Regions from separate parts of the Homo sapiens genome. Here region 2 is linked to region 1. A link is an interaction called in ENCODE POLR2A ChIA-PET data of the cell type or tissue named here. Cell type or tissue: OCI-LY7. All regions are shown on one strand. Region 1 overlaps COMMD1 (copper metabolism domain containing 1). Region 2 overlaps COMMD1 (copper metabolism domain containing 1).

What was found. ChIA-PET counts read pairs that join two places held together with the same protein. Peaks named below come from ENCODE experiments on the same cell type or tissue, not always from the same donor. Only the 100,000 strongest peaks of a DNase experiment are listed, where the experiment ranks them.
Region 2: POLR2A ChIA-PET joins it to region 1 with 16 read pairs; 2 of 35 experiments call an interaction of 5 or more read pairs at or near these places.

The regions. Positions count from the first base shown.
Region 1 is chr2:62,028,187-62,036,186 of GRCh38, forward strand. The region is part of intron 2 of COMMD1 (copper metabolism domain containing 1); the gene reads left to right. Among named protein-coding and RNA genes, the nearest start is that of COMMD1, 130 kb to the left of the region's middle. In OCI-LY7, no CTCF peak of the experiment used is centred here; a DNase peak (open chromatin) is centred at 4,145; H3K27ac peaks cover 624 bases.
Region 2 is chr2:61,960,921-61,968,920 of GRCh38, forward strand. All of the region lies in intron 1 of COMMD1 (copper metabolism domain containing 1), which reads left to right. Among named protein-coding and RNA genes, the nearest start is that of COMMD1, 59 kb to the left of the region's middle. In OCI-LY7, no CTCF peak of the experiment used is centred here; no DNase peak of the experiment used is centred here.

The DNA of each region.
Region 1 (8,000 bases):
GAATCTTTGCAGAGGACAGGTTGTCAGCATGATTACTCTGTCTTTAAGCTTCTGCATAGGTTTGCAGTAAGGTCTTCTTTTTTCAATATAAAAGGAAAGTGTGTTGTTTTCTGAGAGAAGATAGATGATAGCTTTCTCTGAACTATCACTGGGTAGGGGTAAGTCTTGATACACTTTAATATTTTGTAATAATTTAGCAAAACATTATTTTTTAAAAAAATAGTTTTTAATGCTTTATCCAAACTGTAACTATGTCTTTTGTAATTCAAAAGCAGTACTATTTTCCTTCTAACTGAAGATTTTGACAAAAACTTGAGTCTGGGAGGTCATGAGCCATGACTGTGTCACTGCACTCCAGCCTAGGCGACAGAGTGAGAGCCTTTCTCCAAAAAAAAGGAAAATAAAAAGGATTAAAATAATGATGCCAATAAAACTATTGGATAGGTTTTTTTTCCCCAAAAGGGTGTTATATTCTACTACATTGGATGGATTATAAAATTTAATATTACAGTTGTCTTTAGTGACTCTTCTTTGAATACATTTCATTAATGAGATATAGTCAAATTATTTTATTATAGTCACTTAAAATATTTCCTGATTTTGTTCTAAATGTATGAACACTTGCTTGATGAATACTTCATTTCAGTTATTTAAGTTCATTTTTATTGTGAGAGTACTGATGTCCTAAAAACTGCCAGTTTTTGTCCCTAGGCTGCTTTTATCTAAATGGTCTTTCTTACTAGTAGCATTCTGGTTGCCAGAAAATAAAGGAAATTGGCTTCACCATCAATTTATGAGATAGGTAGGAAGATATGGTTGACTCTCCAAAGGGATGCTAGAATTCTATTTAGCTACCATATGATTATTTTGTAATGATTCTTAATGGTTATAGATAGAAGATTCATATATATGAGATACTGCTAGATATCCACTGTACCTAAGAATAGAAATGCTAATAATGTTATGAGATGTACATACTGTTTTTTAAATTCATATTGTTTTTTTAAATTAGATATCCAAATCTAATTGTTATACTCTTTGGGCACAGTTACCAATTGGTATCAAATTACAAGCCCAAGAATACAACAGGATATGTGTATGCATAAAGTTCACAAATTTAGATAAATCTAATTTCACTTTATTAGATTCCAATTTTGTCTTGATATATGGAGTCTTTTTTTACCCCCTTTAAAATTTTTTATTATGGAAACTTAAAACAGAAAAAATATATATAATGTATCCATTATATGGGCATAAATAAAATAATATAATGTACCTATATTCCTATTACCCAGCTTCAATGGTTATTAACCCATATCCCTTCTTGTTTTCATCTATATTTCTTTGCCCATTGGATTATTTTGAAGCAAATTCCAAAAATTATTTATTTAATCATTTAAAGAGAAACTTTGTTTCTTTACATATATAACCATGATATAGTAATCATTATCACATTTGAAAAGAAAATTAGAGTTTCCTGTGTTCTGGATTTTGCTGATTGCATCCCCATGAAGTTCTGTAGCATGTTTCTCTGACACCTGTATTTCCTGTTAGACCTAGAAAAGGTTCTCTCAACTTCTCACTGTTGGAATTTTGTACTGGATAATTTTTTTGTTGTAGAAGACTGTCCTGTGCCTTGCAGAATGTGTGGGAGCCAAGCCCTTCGGCCCCAGTGGTTTGCTGAAAAATTACCGACAAGAAGCAGATTGATTAATAGGAAAAAAGGCATACACATTTGTTTAACGTGTATACACGAGAGCCTTCAGAACAAAGATCCAAAGATATAGGGAAATTGTTCATTTTCATGCTTAGGTCCAGCAAAGTATGGACAGCCATGTAGAAACATGATTGGACAAAAAGAGTATGATCTAATGCTAATAGACTTAATGGGGAAACCCAGCAAAGCCTGTCTGTTGAGATTCTTCTTGCCCTCTCAGAGCATGCATTTCGTCCTTCTGGGTGTGGGCAGGGCTCTCTCTGGGATGGGGGTCTTATGGCCCACAGTGAAACAAGGTAGGTCATTTCATTTCTTTATGGCCAGTTTTTACACAGGGTATTGTTAGGCTTTCTGGTTGGTTTTTGAGGAAAGGGGTTCTGATTTCTATGACCCACCTTGGGGAAGGGGGATTCTAGTTTCTGTGGCTGACCTCGGGGGAGAATGGGACTAAGAGACAGGAGAGCAGAAGTCAGAAAAAAACTTAGCTTCTGCGGCTGCTTCTGAAGCCTACAGTTTGGGGATTGTTTTCTGAGCTCCAGTAGATGTTTAGCAGCATCGCAGGTCTCTAGCCACTAGTCAACAGCACCCCCTCCACCAATTGTGACAACCAAAAGTGTTCCAGACATTGCCAAGTGTCTCCTGGGGGCAAAAATTGCCCCTATTGGGAACTCTGCTAATCTAGAGGCTGATGAGATTCAGGTTCATTTTCTTGGAAAGAATTCTTCATATGTTGTTGTGGTATTTTCTACCTTTTCTAAACATCACTTTTTATCTCTTTTGTCATATACGGTCTCTTAATAGACTATATACTTAAAATATTTGCTGAAGCTTTAGAAGCCTCAGTTTTAACATTTATTTGAGTATTTATATGATAATATCCAAAATGTATTAGTTATTTTACCATTTATTTTGAATTTTAGAAAAAAACAATATATTTTACAATTTGGTAAAAATACAGTACTCTAGGTGACTGTGTAACCTCTTAAATTTTTTTCATTTACACCCCCCAGGTTTGGATTTAGGTTTACAGTTTATAGATACAGGTGCTTCTTGTTTTAGTATTAGTTTGATAAAGTACCAATTATTTTTAAAAGGGATGATACTTAGTATCATTAAATAGAATTCCAAATGACTAATAAGAGAGAGAATGCAGGCAAAGTAAACCTTTGAGATTTTGTGAAACATCCTCTGAATTCTCTATATTCTGGCCATACTGATCATTGCCTCACTACTCTTTTATCTGTGTTGGCAATTGACCTTATTCTCTAGCCCCTTAACCAACTATTCCTTAAGTCCTCACATTAGTTAGACACAACCAGCCCCAATACTAGTGAGCTAGGCCTCTGTATAACAGAAGACAAAATATAATTAAATCCTAAATAAATGATACTATGTTTATTGAGTACTTTTTCTTTTTAAATTAGGTTTACTTAGGAATTCAAATGCATTCAGTAGTTACTGTTTTGTGTTTGATCTTTTAAGCACCCAACTCTGTTGCTACAGAGCATAGATACTTTTTCTATCCCATTAATTGGCTTGATTGAAGCTGTTAAGAAGCATAATACTCATTGGTAGGATACTGACTAAAAATACTGCTTGTTTCTAACTGTGCTTCACCAGTGAAAGTTGTTGGTAATTAAAATGGATTAACTCATATCTGGTTTTTTGTTTCACATTAAACTGAGGAGCCAGGGTATCTGTCATCTTACATTGGGCTCGTCTTTTCTCTGGGGGCCTGTTGTTTATGTTAAAGTAAATTTTGTTTGATTACTTGTTTTCATGATGCTAGATTTGCATGAATTTCATTTTGAAGACCTTTGTGGTTATCAGTGGCTTTTAAAATAAAAATAGCTCCACATTCTCAGGAGGAGTTGGAATTTGATCTCTAACGAATTATACAGGGAAAGGCTTGTGTGGTGGGATTCCAGTGATCTTTACTCAGATTATCTCTGTCTGACATCTCAGAAACTGGGTTATTTTAGCTCCCTTTAAATTTGCTTTTGAGAACATCCACTATCACATTAACAATACTTAGTTGATTGTTGCTTCTGTGAAATGCTCTTTTCTGCTACATTGGTCTACCTTGTCTTTATATGCCTTTAACACTTTAGTATGTATAACACAATCTAACACTTCATACAATTTATTATTTCCCTAGTTAAATTTTTGAAAAGTTTTGAGTATAAAATTGTGTGTTATATATCTTGTACTGAACATGTAGAAAAGACTCAGAATATGCTTGTGATTGATTGTCAGGTTATTAAGAACTATCCAGCATGTATGAATTTTGTAAATATGCTCACAGGAAGAGTTACTTCAAATCTGACTGTGCCAGAAACCACTGACTCATGACCAGGTGTGGTGGCTCACACCTGTAACCCCAGCACTCTGGGAAGCTGAGGCAGGAGCATCACGTGAGCCCAGGTGGCCGAGATCTCCCTGGGCAATGAAGCAAGACCTTGTTTCTACAAAAAATGTAAAAATTAGCCAAGCGTGGTGGCATGCGCCTGTAATCCTAGCTACAGAGGAGGCTCGGGTGGGAGGATCACTTGAGCCCCAGAGTTCCTGGCTGCAGTGAGCTATGATCATGCCACCGCACTCCAGCATGGATGACAGAGCGAGACCCTGTCTCTAAAACAAAATAAAATTAAGGAAAAAACCTACAAACCATTGACTCATGGAAATAAAAAATCATATCTGCTGTTCAAAGCTTCAGGCATGTTCTTTGAAATTAATAATTGTTTACTTTGGTGGAACCTCATACATCCCTATAGATTTCCCCCTTGCTGCTCTTTTTCTGTTGGTTTAGCTTCTTTCTCTCCTTCTCTCCTCTCTCTCTTTCTCTCTTTCACTCCTTCCTTCCTTCATTCATTCATTATTTTTTTGAGACACAGTCTCACTCTGTTGTCTAGGCTGGAGTGCAATGGCGTGATCTTGGCTCACTGCATCCTCCACCCTCCAGGTTCAAGCGATTCTCCTGCCTCAGCCTCCTGAGTAGCTGGGATTATAGGCATGTGCCACCATGCCCAGCTAATTTTTGTATTTTTGTAGAGATGAGGTTTCTCCATGTTGGTGAGGCTGGTCTTGAACTCCTGACCTCAGGTGATCTGCCCACCTTGGCCTCCCAAAGTGCTGGGATTACAGGCGTGAGCCATGTTGCCTGGCCAGTTTAGCTTCTTTAAAACAGACATAAATAAATGTACCTTAACTTACATCTTAGGTTTAGATTTTTGAACGATTTATGACTTAGCTGTATTTGGTTACTATTTTGTACTAGCTTAAAAAAAAAGAAATTAATTTTACCAGACCTGATTTACTTCTTTTTTCTTTGGAAACAGGAATATCTGGTATAAAGGGTAATATCCTACTAGAGATGAATGAGGAAACCATAGTTTTAAGATGACTTCTGCTGATACAGGATATGCTTTCATTATGCTTTTACTTACCTTTCTCCTCAGTTAATGAACAAAGGCAAGTCTGAAATATTTTTTGGAATGAAAATGTTGAATTAGGATAGCCTTGGGAGAGAACAGAAAAATATCTTTTTTAAAAGTTACTTTTTGGACACAGTGGTTCACGCCTGTAATCCTAGCACTTCAGGAGGCTGAGGCAGGTAGACTGCTTGAGCCCAGGAGTACAAGACCAGGCTGGGCAACACAGCAAGACCCCCATCTGTAAAATTAAAAAAAAAATGTTAAGCTACTTCTTAAAAAGAAGTACCTTAGATATAAATACTTCAAATATTTGTTTGATTTGCCCTGCTCTCAAGCTACTACATTTAGTTGTTAAATTTGAACTCCAGGTTTCAGCTAGTGGTTATATTAGATAGCACATTAGAGAGGGTGAAACTCATCAAATGGTGTGACTGCCCACCTTGTCCTCTACATTTATGATGAAAACTGAAGTTAAAAATATATCAAAAGAGGCTGGACACAGTGGCTTGTGCCTGTGATTTCAGCCCTTTGGGAGACCGAGGCAGGAGGACTGCTTGAGGCCAGGAGTTCAATACCAGCCTGGCCAACATAGGGAGACCCCATTTCTACAAAAATGTAAAAAAAATAGCCAGGCTGGTGGTGTGCACCTGTAGTGCCAACTACTTGGGAGGCTGAGGTGGTAGGATCGCTGGAGCCTAGGAAGTCAAGGCTGCAGTGAGCCAGCCTCAGCAACAGAGCAAGACCCTGTCTCAAAAAAAAAAAAAAAAAAAAAAAGAAATGTATTAAAAGAGGTTACGGATTTGAAATTCAGCCTGTTGGGGTGGAAATGTTAGGTAGGAGACTGTTTTAGTTTGGTTCTTTGTTTCCATTAATAGTCACACTTGGCCGGGCATGGTGGCTCACACCTGTAATCCAGCACTTTGGGAGGCCGAGGTGGGTGGATCACCTGAGGTCAGACGTTCGAGATCAGCCTGGCCAAGTTGGAAATCCCGTCTCTATTAAAAATACAAAAATTAGCCAGGCGTGGTGGCAGGCACCTGTAATCCCAGCTACTCGGGAAGCTGAGGCATTGCTTGAACCCGGGAGGCAGAGGTTGCAGTGAGCCAAGATCGTGCCACTGCCCTCCAGCCTGGGCGATAGAGTGAGACTCAGTCTCAAAAAAGAAAAGAAAAGAAAAATACAGTGAAGACTGGTGTACCTACCACTAATTTCATTACTTGCTAAAATTTTGTCATTTTTGCTTCAACTATTCATGAACATCTAAATGTTTTCAGATGTTTAAGGCTCAACTCATCATTTTGTAATTGGGCCATATCTACCTTGACCAGGAAGTTGTTATAGTATAAAATACACAGTATAGTTGCCAGTCACTATGTGTATGGATGACTGGTAAGGTTTTCTCAATGTACAAAATACCTGACTTGCCTTTGCCCTTTGATTTCTAAGGAGAAACAGTTTTAAAAAAAAAAGTCTCATCCTATGTTTCTGAATACTAGACTGTGAGAGCTTCAGTTTAGACAGACATTAAAGAGAACCAAGCAATAAGTGAAGCTGTTAGCAGCATGAGGCTCAAATTACTTGCTTCATCATCATCTTTGCTCTCATGACAGCCAAAAACTGTTATCCAATGACTATTCTGTGTAAGATAATCATTTCACATGTTTAATTCTTATGTTTCCTTCTGTGAAGCATGTAGGAAGTTTGGGATATGATTTCAGTATTTGATTTAGATAAAAATTTGTGCAGGTCTAAGCTTGAAGATCCACACTACTACAGCACAGACCTCTGCAGCACAGGGCCTTGGATAGAGTGGAGTAGGCATTCATGATAAGTTTAACTGAATAGTATTATTTTGTATACTGATACTTAAAGAAAAGAAATGGCACCTCTCATTTAATGGTTTCTCTAGAAGTTTTCACAATATACTTATTTTCCCTTTATTCCAATACATATTTATTAGGCTAGAATTCAAAGCTCAACTGAAAACTGCTCAGGCAATTGAAATAAGTTTTTATTGATAGTGACCTCTGATTGGTGAGGATTCCCAGTTCTATGTTTGTGTGTTGAGAGAGAGCCAGAGTATGTGTATAAGCTGTAGCAATCAAGGTAGAATGGTTTTTTGGCCAGACGTGGTGGCTCATGCCTATAATCCCAGCACTTTGGGAGACCTAGGCAAGTGGATCACTTGAGCCCAGGAGTTCAAGACCAGCCTGGCCAACATGGTGTAACACTCTCTACAAAAAATACAAAAATTAGCTGGGCATGGTGGTGCATGCCTGCAGCCCCAACTACTTGGGAGGCTTGGGTGGGAGGATCTCTTGAGCCCAGGAGGTTGTGGCTGCAGTGAGATGTGATCATGCCAACTGCACTCCAGCCTGTGCAACAGAGTGAGACTCTGTCTCAATTAAAAAAAAAAAAAAAAAAAAAAGCAGGGCTGGCATGGTGGCTCATGCCTGTAATTCCAGCACTTTGGGGGGCTGAGGTGGGCAGACCACCTGAGCCTCAGGGGTTCAAGACCAGCCTGGGCAACATGCTAAAACCCTGTCTCTAAAAAAAAATACAAAAAATTAGCCGTGTGTTGTGGCATGTGCCTGTAGTCCCAGCTACCCAGGAGGCTGAGGTGGGAGGATGTCTGGATCCTGGGAGGCGGAGGCTGCATTGAGTCAAGATTACTCCATTGTACTCCAGCCTGGGTGATAGAGTGAGACCCTGTCTCTCACACACACACACACACACACACACACACACACACAAAGTTAGGATGGTTTCTTAGAAAAAAGGTGTAGGGATTTTTTTCTTCTTGAGACAACAATGCTAAATTAATATGGAATCTTTTCAAGTTTAGTAAA
Region 2 (8,000 bases), 67 kb before region 1:
GTAAGCCACTCCTTCTTTTTGGCGTTACTGAGAGTCCAGATAGATTGCTCGCACCAGGTGTGTCCTGGCTCTCTTCTCCCGGGGGCTGCCGCAAAGGGCAGTGGGGCGCCTCCCCACGAGGGAGGGCAAGAGACTGCCCTAGAGGGGAAAGGGAGCCCCACGTTGGAGCACCAAATTGTTGGAAATGAAGTTTTTGGTGTTGCCTAAAAAAGGAATTAATGTGGGAACAAATGATCTCTCAGCAAGGTGAGCTTTACTTTCTGCAGAAAAGGTGCTACTCAGTAGCTGTCCAGCCACCAAACAAAGGAGACAGAGTTATTTATAACCTGACACATCTACCCTGCTGCTGTGTCCAGTTTCCATTGGCTGGAATAGGACCTCACATTTTACACTTTACCTGATTGGCTGTTAGTTTAAAACTTTTTAAATTGGGCAAGGGGAACACAACAAAGAAAGAAAAGGAAGATGCCCAGGGATAGTTAAGGAAACATCTCCAAATACGGAATGGCATGGACTGTGGGCTGGGGCTTGTCTAGCTCTGTCCAGGCGTGCCAGAGCAAGCTAGGACAGCTGATTTGGAATATATATATACTAATAGTGGATAGCAATCTTATGGTAAAAAATTGTGACTTTTTATAATCTTTGAAAAAGAAGTTTCCCATTTCTCACAATTCTGAGAAATCTTTTTGTATAATTTATTGGATAATTTCCTCTATACCATATTTTTCCCTCTTCTAATTTTGAAACTCCTGTTATTCATGGTTGGACCTTCTTGCTTGATTTCTTTAATTTTCTTCCTTTTTTTCTTTTCTTCAATTTTTATCTTTTTGCCTTTTTGGCTATCATTATAGAAATTTTCTCAACTACCCTGCTGTGTTAATTTTTCATTTCTGCTATTTTATTTCCAGATATTAATTTCTCATTTGTCTTTAATGTTCCTTTAAACAAGTAGGGAGTTGGTACTTGTTATGTAGGTGGTCTCTTGTTTATTTCTGATAATGATAATTATAGGTCATATTTTGAATTTTAAAAAACTCCCTGAATTGTTTGTTCCTGTAAATTTCTATTTTTTTCTATTTATTTTGTTCTCTTTCACATTGGAGTTTTCTTCAAATATTTAATGCTTCTTTACTGTTATTTATATTTAAGAGTGATACACGAAGAGGTTGATTAGAGGCCTTGTGAGTATGGGCATAGCTGAAGGCCTACTGAACTTAGTCATATGATGCTGGGGTATATACCTTACAGTCAGTATCTGTTAAGTTTATTTTCCTGGTCGGATTGCTCCTCAGAGAGGAATTTTCCACTACTTCTGCTTGGAAGTCCTGCTGCCAGTGTTCTTGGAGCCTGTTGTATAATAAAGAATGTGGTTGGCCTTTGCCCCTGGTTCCTAGGACAGAGGCTTTAAATCCTGGAATTTCTTCCGTGATAGGAGTGTCTTTATTTTTGACACTAGGCCCCTCAGATCATACTTTATAGTTTTTGCCAACCAGGTGACTGATAGTGAGCCCCTAGATAGTTTATGCTAATGAATGACACAGGATGGGGATTGGTAACTCCAGAAAGACTGTGATTAAGGAGTTGGGGCTTTCACCCATGCAGTATCACCCTGACCTCCGGGGAGGATAAGGTGGGGCTGGAGATTGAGTTAAATCATGTGACCAGTTATTCAATCATTCATACCTACGTAATGCAGCCCCAGTAAGATCTCTGGACACTGAAGTTTGGGTGAGTTTCCCTGGTGAACAGTACTCTGTGGGAACCCCTGAATCCCTGGTGAACAGTACTCTGTGTATATTGTTATTGCACCTGTGTGATAGGTGGGTGATTTGTCCTGACTCCACAAGGAAAGGCTGCAGAAGCTTCACATTTGGGCCCCTCCCAGACCTTACCCCAGGTGTCTCTTATTTTCACTGGTCTTGATTTATGTCCTTTTTGCTATAATCAAACTATAATTGGGCCGGGTGTGGTAGCTCATGCCTGTGATCCCAGCACTTTGGGAGGCCAAGGCAGGTGGATTACTTGAGGTCAGGAATTTAAGACCAGCCTGGCCAACATGGTGAAACCCCATCTCTACTAAAAATACAAAATTAGCTGGGTGTGGTGGCACGCACCTATAATCTCAGCTACTCGGGAGGCTGAGGCAGGAGAATCACTTGAACCCAGGAGGCGGAGGTTACAGTGAGCCGAGATCATGCCACTGTGCTCTAGCCTGGGTGACAGAGTGAGACCCTGTCTCAAAAAAAAAAATATATATATATATATTATATACACACACACACACACACACACACACACACATATATACATATATACACACACACACACACATATATATTTGTAAGTATAGGACTTTCCTGAGTTCTATGTGTTGTTCCACCAAATTATTGAACCTGAGGGGGTAGTGGGAACCCCTGAATTTATAGCCAGTTTTTTGTTTTGTTTTGTTTTTTTGAGATGGAGTCTCACTCTGTTGTCCAGGCTGGAGTGCAATGACACCATCTCGGCTCACTGCAACCTGGGCCACCCCGGTTCAAACAATTCTCCTGTCTCAGCCTCCTGAGTGGTGCACACCACCATGCTCGGCTAATTTTTGTATTTTTAGTAGAGATGGGGTTTCACCATGTTGGTCAGGCTGGTCTTGAACTCCTGACCTCAGGTGATCTGCCCGCCTCGGCCTCCCAAAGTGCTAGGATTACAGGCGTGAGCCACCATGCCCAGCCTGGCCAGTTGTTTAGAAGTGAAGGTGGCTTGGGAACCCTCAAGCTTGTGATTAGTGTCAGAAATGGTATCCTCTTTTAGAAGGATAGTACCCTTAACTTGTAAAGTTAGGCCTAAGTCTTGGTAGTTTGTATCAGAATTGCCTTGCAGAGTCAAAGGAGAAAAGAGGCCTGGGCACCGTGCCGTCAGCATGTAGAATTGCACTTTACCTACCAGTTTTCAGAATAAGTCTCTTTCTCTCAGTTGTGCCTGAGATCCTTGAGTCCAGACCCCTCTGCTTCACTCTCCAGAATGGAAAACTACAGTCTTCCACCAGGGTTGGTGATGGGATGGTGGCTGGGCCAAGTAAGCCGATTTTCAACCTCTTCTTCGGTTTCCAACCTGTTTTCCAAAATCCAACAGATTTTTGATCTGTTTCCCTACTTTCAGTCGGAAGTAGATAGTGTTTCCCATTTCTTATTTCTCTGGAGTTATCCAGTGGGAATTGCTTGCTTCTTAGCTGCCATAGCAATCATATCACTTAAATGTTGCAAGAATTTGTTACTCTTTTCTGTTCTTTCTCTCATCTCATTCCCTATATTTTCTTTTTTCTTTTTTGAGACAGGGTCTTGCTCTGTTGCCTAGGCTGGAGTGCAATGGTGTGATCATGGCTCACTGCAGTCTTGATCTCTTGGGCTCTAGCAGTCCTCCCATCTCATACTCTCTAGTAACTGGGACTACAGGCATGGAGCCACCATGCCTAGCTAATTTTTTATAGAGATGTGGTTTCACCATGTTGCCCAGGCTAGTCTCAAATGCCTGGGCTTAAGCAATCCGCCCCATTTGGCCTCCCAAAGTGCTGGGATTATAGGCGTGAGGCACTACACCCTGGTCTTATATTTTTCATTTTTGTGTTTGTAATAAAGAATTGAGGCTGGGCGTGGTGGCTAACGCCTGTAATCCCAGCACTTTGGGAGGCCGAGGTGGGCAGATCACGAGGTTAGGAGTTCAAGACCAGCCTGACCAACATGGTGAAACCCCGTCTCTACTAAAAATACACCCCGGTCTTATATTTTTCATTTTTGTGTTTGTGATAAAGAATTGAGGCTGGGCATGGTGGCTCAGGCCTGTAATCCCAGCTACTCAGGAGGCTGAGGCAGGAGAATCGCTTGAACCTGGGAGGTGAAGGTTGCAGTAAGCTGGGATCATGCCACTGCACTCTAGCCTGGCCAACATGGTGAAACCCTGTCTCTAGTAATACAAAAATTAGCCAGGCATGGTGCTGCATGCCTGTAGTCCCAGCTGCTTGGGAGACTGAGGCGGAAGAATCGCTTGGACCTGGGAGGCGGAGGTTGCAGTGAGCCGAGATCGTGCCACTGTACTCCAGCCTGGGCAACAGAGCAAGACTCCGTCTCAAAAAAAATTAAAAAAAAAGAATTGAGGGATTGAGCACTTTTTCTGTACCCTTTGTTACCTGACTTTTATGTTTTTAGCTAGTTGACTTTAGAGTGTTTAAGATCTACATAAATATTCTGTTGATATTTAGAATAGCAGGTGGCTGAGTGCTATTCATTTTGCTATAGATGAGTTATAATTAAAAATTTTGAAATTACTGTGATCAGGTTTTAATATGGAAGCATAAACATGGAAATAAAATTTTATGTAAAATTTTTCTGAAATATTTTTTAATTTTGTAATTTCAAGATGGCAATTTCTGATAAAATATGTTATTTATTGGAGGAGACTGTTTGGATTAACAGTGTGATCTGTCTGCTAGGCCCAGATACCAAATAGGACCTTCAGAAAAACCAGAGCTAAAACTACTTCAAAAGAGAAAGTCGTAGATGTCATCTGTAGGCCTCCCACTAGACTGTAAGCACAGTAAGAGTGGGTATCCTCAGCATGGTATAGGGCTTTTTGGACACTTAGTAAAAATTCGGTGATCACGACCAACTCTTTCTAATCTGTATGAAATCTTGTACATGACCCAGAAAAACCTTAAGCAGTTAGAGTTAGGGATAAAGGTTTACAAATGTACCAGAGTGGTTACTAAATGTGCAAAAATGGTTGCTGCCAGGGGTTGAGTTATCAAGGGCAAAATAAATCTCAGGAGCAGGATTTGGAGCCTTAAAGTCCAGCTACCCTTCTCACATGGAGATTCTCCCTCAGTTGCCTTGTTTTAAGTTAATATTTTGTTAGTTCTTCGCTTTTAAGGAAAAAACTTTTTAAAGGATTTTCAGACGTACACAAAAGTATTACTGATATTGAAGTATCAAGGCTTGGTTTCATTAATGATGCAAGTTGATTCTATAAAGCTGCCTTGAATATGCTGTGAAGTTGGCTAGGTTTATAGCTAAGCATACCTCCTAGTATGCATGATTCAAATTTATGTCTGAGCACAGTCATTTTCTATACATCAGAGCTGTTCCCAATTGCTTGAGACTGTTTTGAAATTGTGAATGTTCAATCTTCAGTTGTCATAGGTGTTCTGTTACATGCTATGGATGTATTTAACCAGAGTCCACACCAAATCTAATACACTGTGTACTCTTTTTTTTCCCATTTCCACCTATCGCCAGATTTGGGGCTTGGTTTACTGTTAAACTGCCTGCCCCTCATAGGCCATTACAGCATTCAGTAAACTGGAAATTTCCTTGCATGATGATTATTACATAGTAGGTGTACATGAAGTCATTGAGCTTTGGAAGCCATCCAGAGGTGTTCTGGGTGAGTCTGTCCTTGGCCAGATTTTACTTACGAAACCAAATAAATTTCTTTTTTTTAAAATATGTAAATTTGTTAAATTAGCATGCAGAATATGGCAGTAATACCCAATTGAAACACTAGTTGGTTGTATATTAAATCTAATAATAGGAAATATGAATTTGCCTTTAAAATGTATTTCATTTCACTTCTATTTTTAGCTGTGCCAAATGAAACAAAGTTGGACTTCATGTATAAAGGCTCTAGTAATGTCCTAGGTCATCAGATAAATAGAAGCCTTATTATTTTATCACAGGTGGCAAAAAGAGGACTAATTACACAGACTTGTGAGAAATGAAGTTGCCTATCTACTCCATAACTCTTCTTTTGGCTACAGTTTCCTTCTCTTGGTATTTTCAAATTGTTAAATTGAAAATTGTTAAATGTAAGTTGGGAAATTAAAAGATTTAATTGTTAAATGTAAGTTGGGAAATTAAAAGTCTGTGTAATTAGTCCTGTTTTTGCCACCTGTGATAAAATAATAAGGCTTCTATTTATCTAAGAAGACCCGGGCATACACAACAGTGGTTTTTAAAAATTTACCGTCAACTTGAAGTATTTTCCTTTCTCTTCCATGAAGAGCAGTAACATTTTTTCTCTTTTCTTATTTTTAGTAACTTTTATCTTCCTGACTTCCATAGCCAGCATCTTATTTTCTTCTTGGTGTCCTTTTTCCCTTATCAAATGTAACCAGGATCTTTATTATAGTGGAAATGGGGCCAGTTGATGAAGTCTAATATGAAACGAATATTTTAACTTTCAAATGCAGAAGAGCTAAGTTGCAAAGATAGCAGAACTGTCCAATCTGTCTACCTTCACAGCAGTGCTTCTTACATTTAAGAAGCAGTCTGTTGAGGACCAGTTTTGTTTTTTAAAAAAATGTTCAATTCCTCACCAAAAATACATAAAAACATACAATCCGATTATTTTATTAGGTTAATTGACATAAAAATAGTCATTTTTCCATGAAAGTTTCTAAATATTTACTTTCAGTTTGTATAATTACCTCATGGTGGACTGGTAGTGAAGTTTGTGGTCTGGCACTGATATGTAGACCATACTTTGGGTAGCATTGCTCTAGATTTTCTAGCAAATCAGGAAAGCCAAGGATGTTGAGCTCTTGTTTACATAACCAGATTGAAAGCTCTTCAAAAGCAGGTCCATATGCTGTTCATCTTATTTGAAGGATTGGGACAGGGCCTGATACATAGTAGGCAGGTGGTGAAAACTATAACTTAGGCCACAGACTATAAGCTGATAATAAGTGGGATCATAAAGCTGAATGGGCTAGTACAAATTCTGCGAGTATTCCAAAATATGAATTGTGAAATATTAATAGTAATTTAGGAGGGTTTCCATATCAGAGTATCATCTTTTTCTTTGCTTTAAAAAATGTCTGATAAAGTGTATTCAGTCCTGAATGTCAATTGAGAACTGGCTCTCATCACTGGCTTTCATAATAATGTTAAACATTTTGCTCTATTTTAAGAAAATAGGCTGGGTGTGGTGGCTCATGCCTATAATCCCAGCACTTTGGAAGGCCAAGGCTGGCAGATCATCTGAGGTCAGGAGTTCGAGACCAGCCTGGCCAACACAATGAAACCCTATCTCTACTAAAAATACAAAAATTAGCCGGGCGTGGTGGCGTGTGCCTGTAATCCCAGCTACTTGGGAGGCTGAGGCAGGAGAACTGCTTGAACCCAGGAGGCAGAGGTTGCAGTGAGCCAAGATTGTGCCACTGCACTCCTGCCTGGGTGACACAGTGAGACTCCCTCTCAGAAAAAAAAAAGAAAACAAAAGCCGCTTGGTGCCAAACATAGTCTATAGGGGAAAATAAAATTTAAGAGATTTAGTAAGGTTGAACCATTTGAAATTAGCATACTTGTGAGTCCAAAACAGTTGAATACTGTTGTATTTATATGGCTCAACCTACAGATATAGCAATATGGAATGTAATTACTTGGGGGCACATGCAGCTCATATAGCAAATTCTCTTTGCTTAATTTTAGGGAAATTGAAGCCCAGAGAATACATTTGAAACAGTAAAACCATACTATAATTAATTGTACAGTAAATCACATTTCACAAATTTACTGAAGGTGAAAAGAAAGGACAAAATCAGTTTGCTTTTCTTTTTGGACTATATCTACTTAGAGTTTTGGACCATTTTCCTTTTCTTGATGGAGGGGAGGGAGGGAGGGTATCACTCTGTTGCTGGGCTGGAGTCCCATGGTATAATTTTGGCTCACTGCAGCCTTGGCCTTCTGGGCTCAAGTGATCCTCCTACCTCAGCCTTTCCAGTAGTTGTCACCACAGGTGCATGCCACCATGCCTGGCTCATTTTTTGTATTTTTTATATAGTTGAGATTTCTCCATGTTGCCCAGGCTGGTTTCAAATTCCTGAGCTCAAGCAGTCCATTTGCCTCTGCTTCACAAAGTGCTGGGATTACAGGCATGAACCACCGTGCCTGGCCTCAGTTTTTACTTAAAATAATGGCATAAACAATTTGAGATTTGATTCTCAGTAACGAAACCAG